Linked DNA regions of Homo sapiens: region 2 is linked to region 1. A link is a contact called in ENCODE Hi-C data. All regions are on one chromosome and are shown on one strand. The core of a region is the stretch at or near the end of the contact, and the rest is flanking DNA. Distances in the headings are between cores, read along the strand shown. Region 1 overlaps PTPRE (protein tyrosine phosphatase receptor type E). Region 2 has its middle 75 kb from the start of LINC01163.

Region 1 (5,673 bases), core at 2,589-5,088:
TGAACAACCAAATGCTAAACTAGCTTATTTAGCCTGCCTGTTTTTAGAGGCACAAACTATTAAAAGCACACTAAGAAATTCAGCCACACCATTCTTCTCTTACCCTAAGCCCCTTTATCACCCTCTGAATGGTCCCAGGAGCTTAGGAGGAGGTAGTAGGGGAGGCAGCCAGGGAAAGGGGTCCTTACCTGAGGTCGTGGTTGTCTCGTTGCTGTCGGCAGTGGTCTCGTTGCCCCTGAGAGCCCTGGCGAGCGGCAAGCTAAAACCCACCAGCAGGAGTGGACACAAGGGCTCCATGGTGGACCTGCAGAGAGGCAGGGACAGGCTCAGAGGTCATCCAGCAGCAGCTGTGGGACCCTCCGGTGCCAGGCAGTGATGATGAGGAGAAGAGCCAACTTCATTTCAGGGCTTTCTCTGAGCCAAGAACTTTGCCTGTCACTTTCACGGATCATCTCACTGAGGCTTCTCAACACCAGGGGGATACAGTCACTGACTGTGGACATTCACTCAAAGGAGGGAACCAGGACTCAAAGGACCTGCTTGGTTGATGGTTAGTGGGGGCAGATCAGGGACTGGAACCCAGGGTGATCTCATCCCAGACCCCTGCCCTCCCTGGAACCACTTAGCAGAAATCACATCTGGGTGACCTAGCCTGGCATCCTGGACCCTCTACCATCCACCCTCCACTCGCCCTGCTAACTCTACCCCTCCCATTCAAGCCCTGTTCTCTGGCCACGCTGTCCTCTTCACACCCAGCAAGACACTGCTTTTCAATCGGTTTCTTCATCCCCCTTCACTCTGCCTGGGAAACCTCGATCCTTTCAGGGCCTAGTTCATGCAGCCTCATCACCCAGCTGCAGCCAAGTTCTCTGTTCTTCGCTGCTCCAGCACACTCAGTCTGACTCCAGCACACTCGGTCTAGCTCCTACATGCTTGGTCTGGCTCCAGCATGCTCTGCCTGGCTCCAGCTTGACCCTTGCATCTGACCATGGCCATGTCTAAACTCTCAGGTGAAGTGGAGGTAAGCTGCCTCTGCGAGGATGGAGCCACGGTCCACTCATCTTGACAGAGCCAATTGAGTACCCTGGGATGCAGGTATTTATTGGGGGTAGGGGGTGGGAATGCCCAGGGGCAGACCCAGATTGTAAAGTGGCTCAGCACAGAAAAAGGCTCTTTCATGCTGAGGACCTGTGGGCCATCACCTCAGATCTTCACCTGGCACTCCATTTTGCCAAAACATCAGAGCATCGCTAAATGTGGCAGTGACTGCTTGGTGCTGTGGAAACCCCTCACTAGAGGCTCACTGGCAGGTGCAGGTGGGCAGTGGCACCTGCTGAATGGGATTTGCTGTTGACAATGCAGACATGCAGTGGAGGTGTGGCCCCCCCACTCCCCACCCCCTGAACCCCGTCCAAGGTCAGCCTGTCCCCACCAGCAGCCCTCCTGCCTGAGGCCTCCCTCAGGGATGCAAATGGACCCATTTCAGAACTGAGGCCAAGAAACATCCATTCCCCGGCTGCTCACATGTTAAACACTAATGCTTGTAATTAGAGAAGACATCTGAATGAGCATGAAAAATCCTAATTGTGTTTCAGTAATCACCACTATTAAGATGAAACCATTATGAGGATATTATAACAATTAGCCCAGAACAACGACGATGGTGGCAATCAGCACTTTTACTTCTTCCCTCTTTTTTTTATTTCCAAAACACACATTTTAGATTTGTAAAATGAGCCACATACACAAATAATTCCATGAGCACCTACTATATGCTGGGTATTTTATATCTGTATTATCCGCACAATAACCCCACAGGGCTGAGAAACAGAGGTTCCCGAAGGATAGAGAACTGGCCCAAAGTCAGGCTGGAGGATATGGAGGAACTGTGATTTGAACCCAGGAACCCTGGAGACAGAAGCCCTCACCCCCGCTGCATGCTGCCCTGGCCCTTCTACGACAGGCAGCTCTGCCCACAGAGGCACACACTGTTTTTAAAAATCTGGTATTGCACACTGCCACAATACTTTTAATATACTTGAGTAAATTACAGAGTAATTGATTGGGGAGTATTAATTGGTTTAATACAATTCCAGAGATGCAGAATTCCTAGTTGAAACATTTTCTTATCTCATGCATTAATTTAATAACCCTCCTCTCCAAATGCTCAGTGATCTAAGAGGAGGCCGACACCCTTGAGAAAGACAAAGATCATTTTGTTCATCTGTTAGACACTGAGGTCCGGAAGTGCTCAGGAGAGCCACAGGTGATTTTCCTGACATGACCAGCAATGGGCGACAACCTGCAGAATTCAAAGCCTGTCCACCAGCTGGAGCCCGGGTCTGTCCCCATTTTTTATATGTATATATATATTTATACTTTAAGTTCTAGGGTACATGTGCACAACGTGCAGTTTTGTTACATATGTATACATGTGCCATGTTGGTGTGCTGCACCCACTAACTCGTCATTTACACTAGGTATATCTCCTATTGCTATCCCTCCCCCCTCCCCCCACCCCACGACAGGCCCCGGTGTGTGATGTTCCCCTTCCTGTGTCCAAGTGTTCTCATTGTTCAATTCCCACCTATGAGTGAGAACCTGTGGTGTTTGGTTTCCTGTCCTTGTGATAGTTTGCTCAGAATGATGGTTTCTAGCTTCATCCATGTCCCTACAAAGGACATGAACTCATCCCTTTTTATGGCTGCATAGTATTCCATGGTGTATATGTGCCACATTTTCTTAATCCAATCTCTCATTGTTGGACATTTGGGTTGGTTCCAAGTCTTTGCTATTGTGAATAGTGCCGCAATAAACATCTGTGTGCATGTGTCTTGATAGCAGCATGATTTATAATCCTTTGGGTATATACCCAGTAATGGGATGGCTGGGTCAAATGGTATTTCTAGTTCTAGATCCTTAAGGAATCACCACACTAACTTCCACAATAGTTTTAAGGCCAATGACAACTTGCCAGTCCCTGGCCATTCACTCTCAGTGGGCTTGCATAAGTGACCTGGTGAGCACAGACATGAATTGGTCCAAATGATGCTTGAAACAGTGATTAAAATCATGCTGGGCCAGACGCGGTGGCTCATGCCTGTAATCCCAGTATTTTGAGAGGCCGAGGCGGGTGGATCATAAGTTCAGGAGTTCAAGACTAGCCTGCCCAGGAAACCCTGTCTCTACTAAAAATACAAAAAAAAAAAAAAAAAAAAAAATTAGCCGGACATGGTGGCAGGCACCTGTAATCCCAGCCACTCAGGAGGCTGAGGCAGAGAATTGCTTGAACCCAGGAGGCGGAGCTTGTAGTGAGCCGAGATCGCACCACTGCACTCCAGCCTGGGCAATAGAGCGAGACTCATATAAAAAAATGCAGAATTTTAAGGATTTGTATTTCATCAGTTTCTGTTGTGAGCCTACCAAATGCTGAGTATGTAGAGCACAAATTGCATGTGATTTCTAGAACTGAGATGAGAAAAGGAGTTTATTTATGATAAAGCAGGTTGTATATTTACTCCCCTCAACAGTCAACCTGCTATCTACTTCATTATAAATCTGTCTTTTTATTCCATCTGATGTCTTTTTAATATTCTTCACTGGGCAAGTTCTTAGGTCAGGCAGCCAGGTAAGCCCCAGAGATGCAAAGAATATAGTCTTGTTTCAGCCCTAAAGTAGCTCATTGAGGAGGAAGGGCAGGCAGAAGAACAGCCACCCTGATACCCCACTCCCATGCTCTGGAGACAAGGCCATGTGCCAAGGAGCAAAGGTGAGGGAGCAATGATTCCTCTTGGCAGTTAATGAAACCTTCCCCAGAAATGCAGTGCAGTGAGTGAGTCATTCAGGACGGAAGGCGAGGGAGACGCAGGCCAGGGGACAGAGGAGTGAAGGGAGCCCAGACAGAACCCACTGTCCAGGCAGTTCACAGTTCTCTGGCATGTGAGAGAAGATGAGTGAGGAGGAAAAGTCTGAAGAGGAATTGGGTAGGTCCTCAATGCTATGCTAGATTTGGCTTGGCCCTAAGGGCTCATTTTCCATTAACAATCTACATTATTAGAGTCTCCTGGGGGCACTAAGGAATGATGCCCACTCCTGTGCCCAACTCCAGATGGAAGAAATCCGAGTATCTGGGGAATAATGGCTTTATATAGACTGAAGTTTGAAAATCTTGGCTACGAGTCATGAGCCGCCAGGAAAGTTTCCAAAGGGAGCCCTGGATGCTGCGCGTCAGCTCCTGACACAGGATAGCCTTTGCGGCCGGAGAGTGGTCCAGGAGCCCGAGCATCACCTGGGAGCATGTGAGGAATGCAGAGTCTCAGGACCATCCCAGACCTCCCACCTTTTATGAAGATTCCTCGGTGGTTCCTCTGCTCATTAATATTTGAGACGTATTGGTCTAAGCAATGGATTAAGAAAGACCAAGCCGGAGGCAATGGGAATGGAAAGGAGGGAGGGAGTTTAGAAGGATTTCAAAGGTAGGGTCCCTGGCAGTGGTGGTCAGTGGGATGTGGGTGATAAGTGGGGCAACAAAGGTATCGGGGTTTCCATCTTGGGAGCTGGGGTGGGAGGGAGCATCATTCATTAGCTGAGACAAGGACAATGGGGGCTCTAGGGTGGGGATAAGGATGATTTTTAGCTGGAGGCATAAGGCAATAATATAAGCTCCCAGTTACTGGGCTCCTATGAAGCGGGATAAGCTACCTGAGGTTCTGAGATAAATGACCTCATCAACCCTCACCGAAATCCTATGAGCAATGTCCTGTTGTTACTGAAGATGAAAGGTTGCATTAGAGAGGACAGTGGAACATTCCTGGGGAGACTGTCTGTAGGAGTTGCATCTGGGGTCTGGGGCCTTGTCAGAAGGGGAGGTGGGCTGCAAGTGCAGCGTGTGGGGGAGGCACTCCTTGTGGGGGTTATTGGGGAGGAAGGCCAGGGTCAAGGTGGCGAGCTGCAGGAAGTCACTGCACTAGGGCCCGAGGAAGGGAGCTCGGCAGGAGACTGGGAAAAGGTGGCTGGGCTCGGGGGAGGGCAGAAGGCAGGTCGAGGTACACACCCAGGGTAGGAAAGGGATTTTCCTGATCCCCGTCCACTTCCCAACATCCCTGCCTCCTCTTTTGGAGTGGTCCCCTCTCTCTCCTCACCCTTTACTTGACCCCACCAGATTTTGAGGTTGAGCGACCTGAGATGGAGTCCTTCCTGGCATCACACTGTCTGGCCCTGTGTAAGGTGATTTGGGTTTTGGACGTCTCAACCAGCCCAGGAGACCCCAGAGTGTAGGGGCTGTCTTGTGTCCCCGTTTCCCAGTCCCTGACTTTCTCTCCGGCACCTCAATAATTGGAGCTTTCAGGGCATTTGAGGGCAAGGGGCCATCCCTGGGCCAGTGCCTCTGAGCAGGAGTTGCCCAGCTGACCCCTCTGGCCCTACCAAACCCGAAAGTGCCCTTTCCAGCTGGCCCAGGATGTCCAGCAGTGGACTGACCCACACTGCCCCCTGCAGCTCCAAGAGGGTAGTGTTTTCTCTCTGCAGCCCGAACCCATCACCTACCTGGTCAAAACCTGCAGCTGTTTGGCTTTCAACTAAGAAACAGATGAGGGTTCTTCTCAAGGAAGCAGGAGACAATGATTTGGGAGCCATACTCAGGTTTCAAAGCCACCGCACTTAAAGAGAGCCCCT
Region 2 (5,682 bases), core at 2,147-4,646, 170 kb before region 1:
AAAGTGATGATACACTAGGGGTCTCCAAAGGAGAAAAAAAGGTGAAAATAAATTAAAGCACAACATACAGATATGATCTTTTTGTTTGAGGCCATCTTTCAAAAACATTAGCTAAATGAATAAAAGGCAACCCATTAATATTTACCGGAAGCCGGGAACTGTACAAAGACCCGCAAGTCCATAATTATACTGCAATTTTAGGTGGGGGCCTGGGCAGCAGGTGGCCACTCTCCTCCACCACAGTGGCTTCCACTGCTGCCCCCTCCGCGGAAAGTGAGATAATGTCCACGTCCCTCCTCGAGGTCTAGGGGCAGCACACCTGACTACCTTGCTTTGTCTTCCAAGTGAATGTCAAACCTGCCCTGCCTGGGGGATGGTTGGTGGTGAATAGTCTGCATCCGATCAGAAATTGGCAGCCAGTCCCCACTGCAGGCTCCTAGAAGAGGTGGGGGGTGTTTGCAGGGGGCGAAGATCTGCTGGAATGTGGAGAAAGAAGGGGCCTGAGAAGCTTCTTCCTTGGTCCTCATGGAGCATGGAGCCAAGGCTCTGCCTAGCAGGGGTGACCGCAGCCTCGCCCGCATTTCTAGCAGAATGAACACAGTTCCAACGGCCTCCACCCCTAGGGAAGACACGAGTCTGATCATCTCTCTGTTGAGTTACGTGGGGTGGGGACAAGTCTCTGGACAGGTAGAACCACCAGCCTCTGGGCAATGGGAAGCGTTCCGGGCCCTGCATCCTTCTCCTCAGGTGCTTTCATATAGCAGGGATTCCATGACAGAATCCTGGGACAGGTTGGAAGTATTTTTGCCAAGATAAGTTGTGGAAATCAGCTGTGGGGCTGCACATTCTGGCAGCTCTCCTGACATGCTGCATTAATGCGTAAGTTTCCTTGCTCCCAGATTCCAGGCTGAATTTTAAAAGAATGAAATAAGTCTTCCCACTCTCCAACCGAACAACTCTGTCCCTGCTTGGAGGAAACAACACTGAAGACCGTGAATAGAGAGAAGGGTCACTCTGGCTAGCTCATTCTGTGACCCTCCCAGGAAGGGCTCCTAGTCTGCCCCATCCACCCACCGCCCGGTGGGGCCAATCCCAGAGCCGTCACTCCCAAGGCAGCAGCCTTCCATTCCTCTTATTTCCACCACTGCACGGAAAGGAGGCCAAGATCTAACCAATTCCTGGGAAGCTGCGCTGGTGTCTCCACAGCCGACACACAGCCTCCTTCTCAGGCAGTGGCTGCGTTTTCTTTCCCCGTTTGTTGTGCCTGTCTCCTGGGGCACCATAACTAAGTCCCACAAACTGGGTGGCTTAAAACAGAAATTCATTGTCTCACAGCTTAGGAGATAGAAGTCCAAAACCAAGGCGTCAGCAGGGCCTTGCTTCCTCTGAGGCCTCTAGGAGAGGACGCTTCCTGCCTCTTCCAGCTCCTGGTGGCACCAGGAGCTCCCTGTCTTGTGGCCACACGACTCCAGTCTCTTCCTCCACCGTCACACAGCGTTCTCCCTGTGTGTCTCTGTGTCTTTGCAGGGCTGTCTTTTTATCAGGGCACCAGCCATTGGGTTAAGGACCCAGGGACCCACTCTACTCCCGTATGACCTCATCGTAACTAATTAAATTTGCAAACAACCTGCTCAAAACAAGGTCCCGTTCTGAGGTGCTGGCTTAGGACTCGGACATATCTTTAGAGGGGTGGGAGGGGAGATGCAATTCAACCCACAGCAAAGCAGTGGGGCTCTGGCTTGAATGCAGCCTCTGTCATGAGCGACCTGATTCCACCTCGCACCCTCCACTGATGTGAGCCATCTCTCCCTGGATGCTAGTTACAGCCTCAAAGAACGCCCCTTGGGGCTGCAGACAGAACTCCGCCCTCATGGAAGAAGCTGCCGGCAAGTGCTGGGCAGAGGGACTAGCTGGGAGGAAATGAAAGCAATTCCTCCAAGATGCTGTCCTCGGGGAGCAGCCTGGCCACCCTGCCTGAAATTGCTGCCGCTGACACCTGCAAGCAAGAAGCTCCTCCGGCCGGGGCTGGCTCCGCCCACTTCTCAGGCCCCGCTGGGCCTCCCGCGGCCGCAGACGCGCGCCCTCTGGCGGCCCCGTCTGGACGCACACGGCCTTGTCCATAGCCCGGGCTAGATGAACTCCCAGCCCCGCCGGCTGGTGACACAGGTGGCACCTCTGCCATCGTGGAAAACCTGCAAACTGACTTTTCAAACTAGCCACCCCGTCCCTCTCAGGCAATACCAAACAGCTGGTAATTCATGCAGAGCAAACTACCACGTCTTAATAACGGAGAAGAGCCCCGGCTCCTAAACGGGACTGTGGAAGGCCGACTCCCTGGGCCGCAGCAGCAGAATTTTATTTCTCAGGACTTTCATGGGCTCTCAATCAGGCCACCGCAGCCACCTCATACATCTTAATAAACCTTACATCAGAGAGAAAGCTTTGAAACGAAATTGTCCAGTAATACGCACTTTCCAATCGAAACACATGGGAGTCTTTAAATATTTACCGCACATAAATAAAGCATGCTATGTAGCTGGCGCTTCTTAGCACCTACGCATGCCACGTATCAATGGACGCTGGATGTCAATATTGATGTATAAATAATAATATTAAGCACAGAAATACACCGCGCCGGGAGAGGTCTAATCGCACTGTCCCCTGGAAATAAACGTTTCTCAGGGCTGTTTCTGAAGGTGGGATATTTGTCTCCCTCCTCACTTGACCCTGAGGGGATGGAGGGCAAGGTGGAGAATGCCCTGAGCAGACACCGGTGCACCGCAGTGCACAGCCAGGGGTGCCACTCCTCCACCTCCGGAGAGACCGGGCGAGGCATCCGCAACCGCGTCAGAGCCTGGCAGCGGCCTGGCAGCATCCCCTGCCCTGGGCCTCGCTAAGGTTCCATGAGGGGTGCGTGGAGCTGGAGAAGAAAGGTGCGAATTCTGCGCTTCCCCGAGGTAGCCCCGGGCGAGCAGGGGGCCAGCTCCAGAGCCTCGGGCCACTGCGCCATTCCTCCCCCTGCGGGAGCTGCTGCTCCAAGGCTGTCCCTGCTGCTCCCGGGGGAAAGGGCAGGGCCGCCGCGGTGGGCGCTGAGCAGGTGGGCTCCAGTCGCCCCTGACTCCCAGGCTGCGCTCCCTGCCAGGCCCGGAGGATGCGCCCGGGGGAGGCGCCCTGGAGGCCGCGCGGGCACCGGAAGCCTGGGGGTGGGCCCCACCCGCGGACAGGTCCTGCTCTTCAGGCTGAGAGTGTGGGCATCACCCGCGAAGACGCCCCGTGGGACAGCAGGGGCGCTGTTCACCCCACCTGTGGGATCGCAGCGGGGGTTGGAGGGAAGGGGGCGTCAGAGATCCCCGGGGCCCCAGGGGTGCCCGGGGCCCCGCGGGAACGCGCAACGCGGCGGGGCGGAGGTGGGGCGTGGCCGGGACAGGCAGGGGCCGCAGGAACTCGCCCCTTCCTCAGCAGTTTAGCCCGCGGAGAAGCGGCACCGCGCCCCCCACTGACGAGGAAACGGGGGCGCCTAAAGGCCCCGGGGTGCTCGCAGAGAAGCGCAGCGCTCCGCTCCCCGGGCCGCGCGGCCCAACCTCCGGAGGGACTGCCCGGGACGTGGACGTGGAGTCTCGCGGCCGCCCCTGGCCCGCGGCCACCCTCCCTGTGTGCTTGAGAAACGGAACCCAGAGGCCTGGCCCGCTCTAGTGGGAGCAGAGACGCCACCCGCGGGCGAGCGGAAGCCTCCCGTGTCCGTGTCCCCGTCCCCTCCCCGTCCCCGTCCCGTCCCCTCCCCGTCCCCGTCCCGTCCCCGCCCCGCCCGGGAAGGCGCGCTCGCCCTCTGGCGGCCGGCCCTGGAAGGGACGCCGTCCGCGGCCGGACTCCACTCCCGTCCATCAAACCAACAAGGTCAAATGCAATCTATTTGTAAAGGCCGCCTCTGATTACTGTGGCAACTGGAGACATCACTGAACCCAAAGTGTGATTAAGCTGCTCCTTGTTCCATATTAATTTGGGAAGGAAAACAGCTTCATTCTCGCTTTTCCACACTCCCTCCTCTGTGCAGGGCATGCCCTCGCTGGCGGGGCTTCCAAGCCCAGGCTCTCCTCCCACGCGGGCCCTGCGGGCTTCCGCAGGCAGCACGGGACAGGGCCGCAGACTCTCAGGCAGCCTGTGGTATGATGAACTGGTCTGCAAGCAAAGAGCCCACCTCCTCAATATTCGTGGGCACTTCCCTTTGAGGGAAGGTCCTGGGGCCGGGCTGCAGTTTCAGGCCCAGCGCAGCAGTCTGCTCCCCCAGGAGCTTGCGCAAAGCCCTTCAGCCCTGTGCCCTATTTCCTCAATGCAGAAGGACATAGAGCCCCACGGGACTATGTGAGAATTAAATGGGAGAATCCATGAAAGGCACTCTTTAAAAATAAACTTAAGGCCAGGCGCGGTGGCTCACACTTGTAATCCCAGCACTTTGGGAGGCCGAGGCGGGCAGATCAAGAGGTCAGGAGATCAAGACCATCCTGGCTAACACCGTAAAACCCCGTCTCTACTAAAAATACAAAAAATTAGCCGGGCGTGGTGGCGGGCGCCTGTAGTCCCAGCTACTCGGGAGGCTGAGGCAGGAGAATGGCGTGAACCCAGGAGGCGGAGCTTACAGTGAGCCGAGATCGCGCCACTGCATTCCAGCGACAGAGCGAGACTCTGTCTCAAAATAAATAAATTTAAAGTTTTTACTTAGAATGGTTTTATAGAAAAGTTGCAGGTAGTACAGAGGTTATCCTTCCCGTTGCCGACATCTTACATGAGTGTGGCACACCCCGCACCACCAGTGAGCCAATATTGATACACTATTATCAGCTGAAGCCCTTCGTTTATTCCCATTTTTTTTTTTTCATTTTTAACTAACGTCCTTTTCCTGCTCCAGGATCCCAGATCACATCTGGTCCTCCTGTTTCCCTAGGCTCTTCTTGGTGATGTCTTCTCTGACTTCCCTTGTTTTTAGTGACCTTGGCAGTTTTGAGGAGTACTAGTCAGCTGTTTTGTAGAATGTCTGTCAACTTGGGTTGGTTTTTCTGACGTTTTTCTGATGATTAGATTGGGGTTAAGGGGCTTGGGGTTCCGTTCACACGATATCATATCAACAGTGCATACTCTCAGCATGTCCACAGCATAGATCATTGTTGACCCTGATCGCCTGGTTGAGATAGTGTTTGTCAGGTTTCTCCGATGTAAAGTGACTCTTTTTCCCTCTTTCCAGGCTGTCCTCTCTGGAAGGAAGTCATTCTGCACAGCCCACACTTACTCAGCTGGGAGTTAGGCGGCACCTCCTGGAGGGTGGAGTGTCTACGTAGATTATTTAGAATTCTTCTGCAGGCAAGATGTGCCTTTCCTCCTCCATTTATTTAATCAGCCATCTATATCAGCATGGACTCATGGGTATTTGTTTTACACTTTAAGTCTTAATTCGGTGCTTTTTTTTATTGACTTGTTCTTAGCTTTGGCCATTGGGAGGTCTTTCAGTTCCTTCCTGTGTTCCTTTAACATAGCCTTAGCATTCTGCTTTTTGAGCACTGACTTCCTTCCTGGCACTACCAGATCCTCCAGGCTCGTCTTGTATATTTCCTGCCCCAGTCCCAGAATTGCCCATTGCTGTAAGCAACTCTGTTTCCCTTTATTGGAAAACGGTATTATAAACCAAGCTCT

The links. A loop is a pair of places that touch in the nucleus more often than their neighbours do. Pooled maps may share reads with other maps.
Region 2: a loop to region 1 is called in a pooled map, with 2.8 times the contacts of the local background. The contact joins two enhancer-like sites. A Hi-C loop is called at or near these places in 2 of 168 maps with a recorded cell type or tissue (B cell and naive thymus-derived CD4-positive, alpha-beta T cell) and 11 of 50 pooled maps.

Annotation. Positions count from the first base shown.
Region 1 is chr10:128,035,506-128,041,178 of GRCh38, reverse strand. It overlaps PTPRE (protein tyrosine phosphatase receptor type E), which reads right to left. Exons shown (of 21, transcript NM_006504.6): 3 at 189-304. The coding sequence starts at 297. Among named protein-coding and RNA genes, the nearest start is that of AS-PTPRE, 24 kb to the left of the region's middle. Within about 2 kb of position 3,838, at least 2 of the 41 ENCODE cell types and tissues checked have a DNase peak (open chromatin) inside an H3K27ac peak, as active enhancers do.
Region 2 is chr10:128,208,490-128,214,171 of GRCh38, reverse strand. No RefSeq gene overlaps it. Among named protein-coding and RNA genes, the nearest start is that of LINC01163, 75 kb to the left of the region's middle. RefSeq lists silencers at 2,005-2,154, 3,484-3,643, 3,734-3,923 and an enhancer at 4,123-4,684. Within about 2 kb of position 3,396, at least 16 of the 41 ENCODE cell types and tissues checked have a DNase peak (open chromatin) inside an H3K27ac peak, as active enhancers do.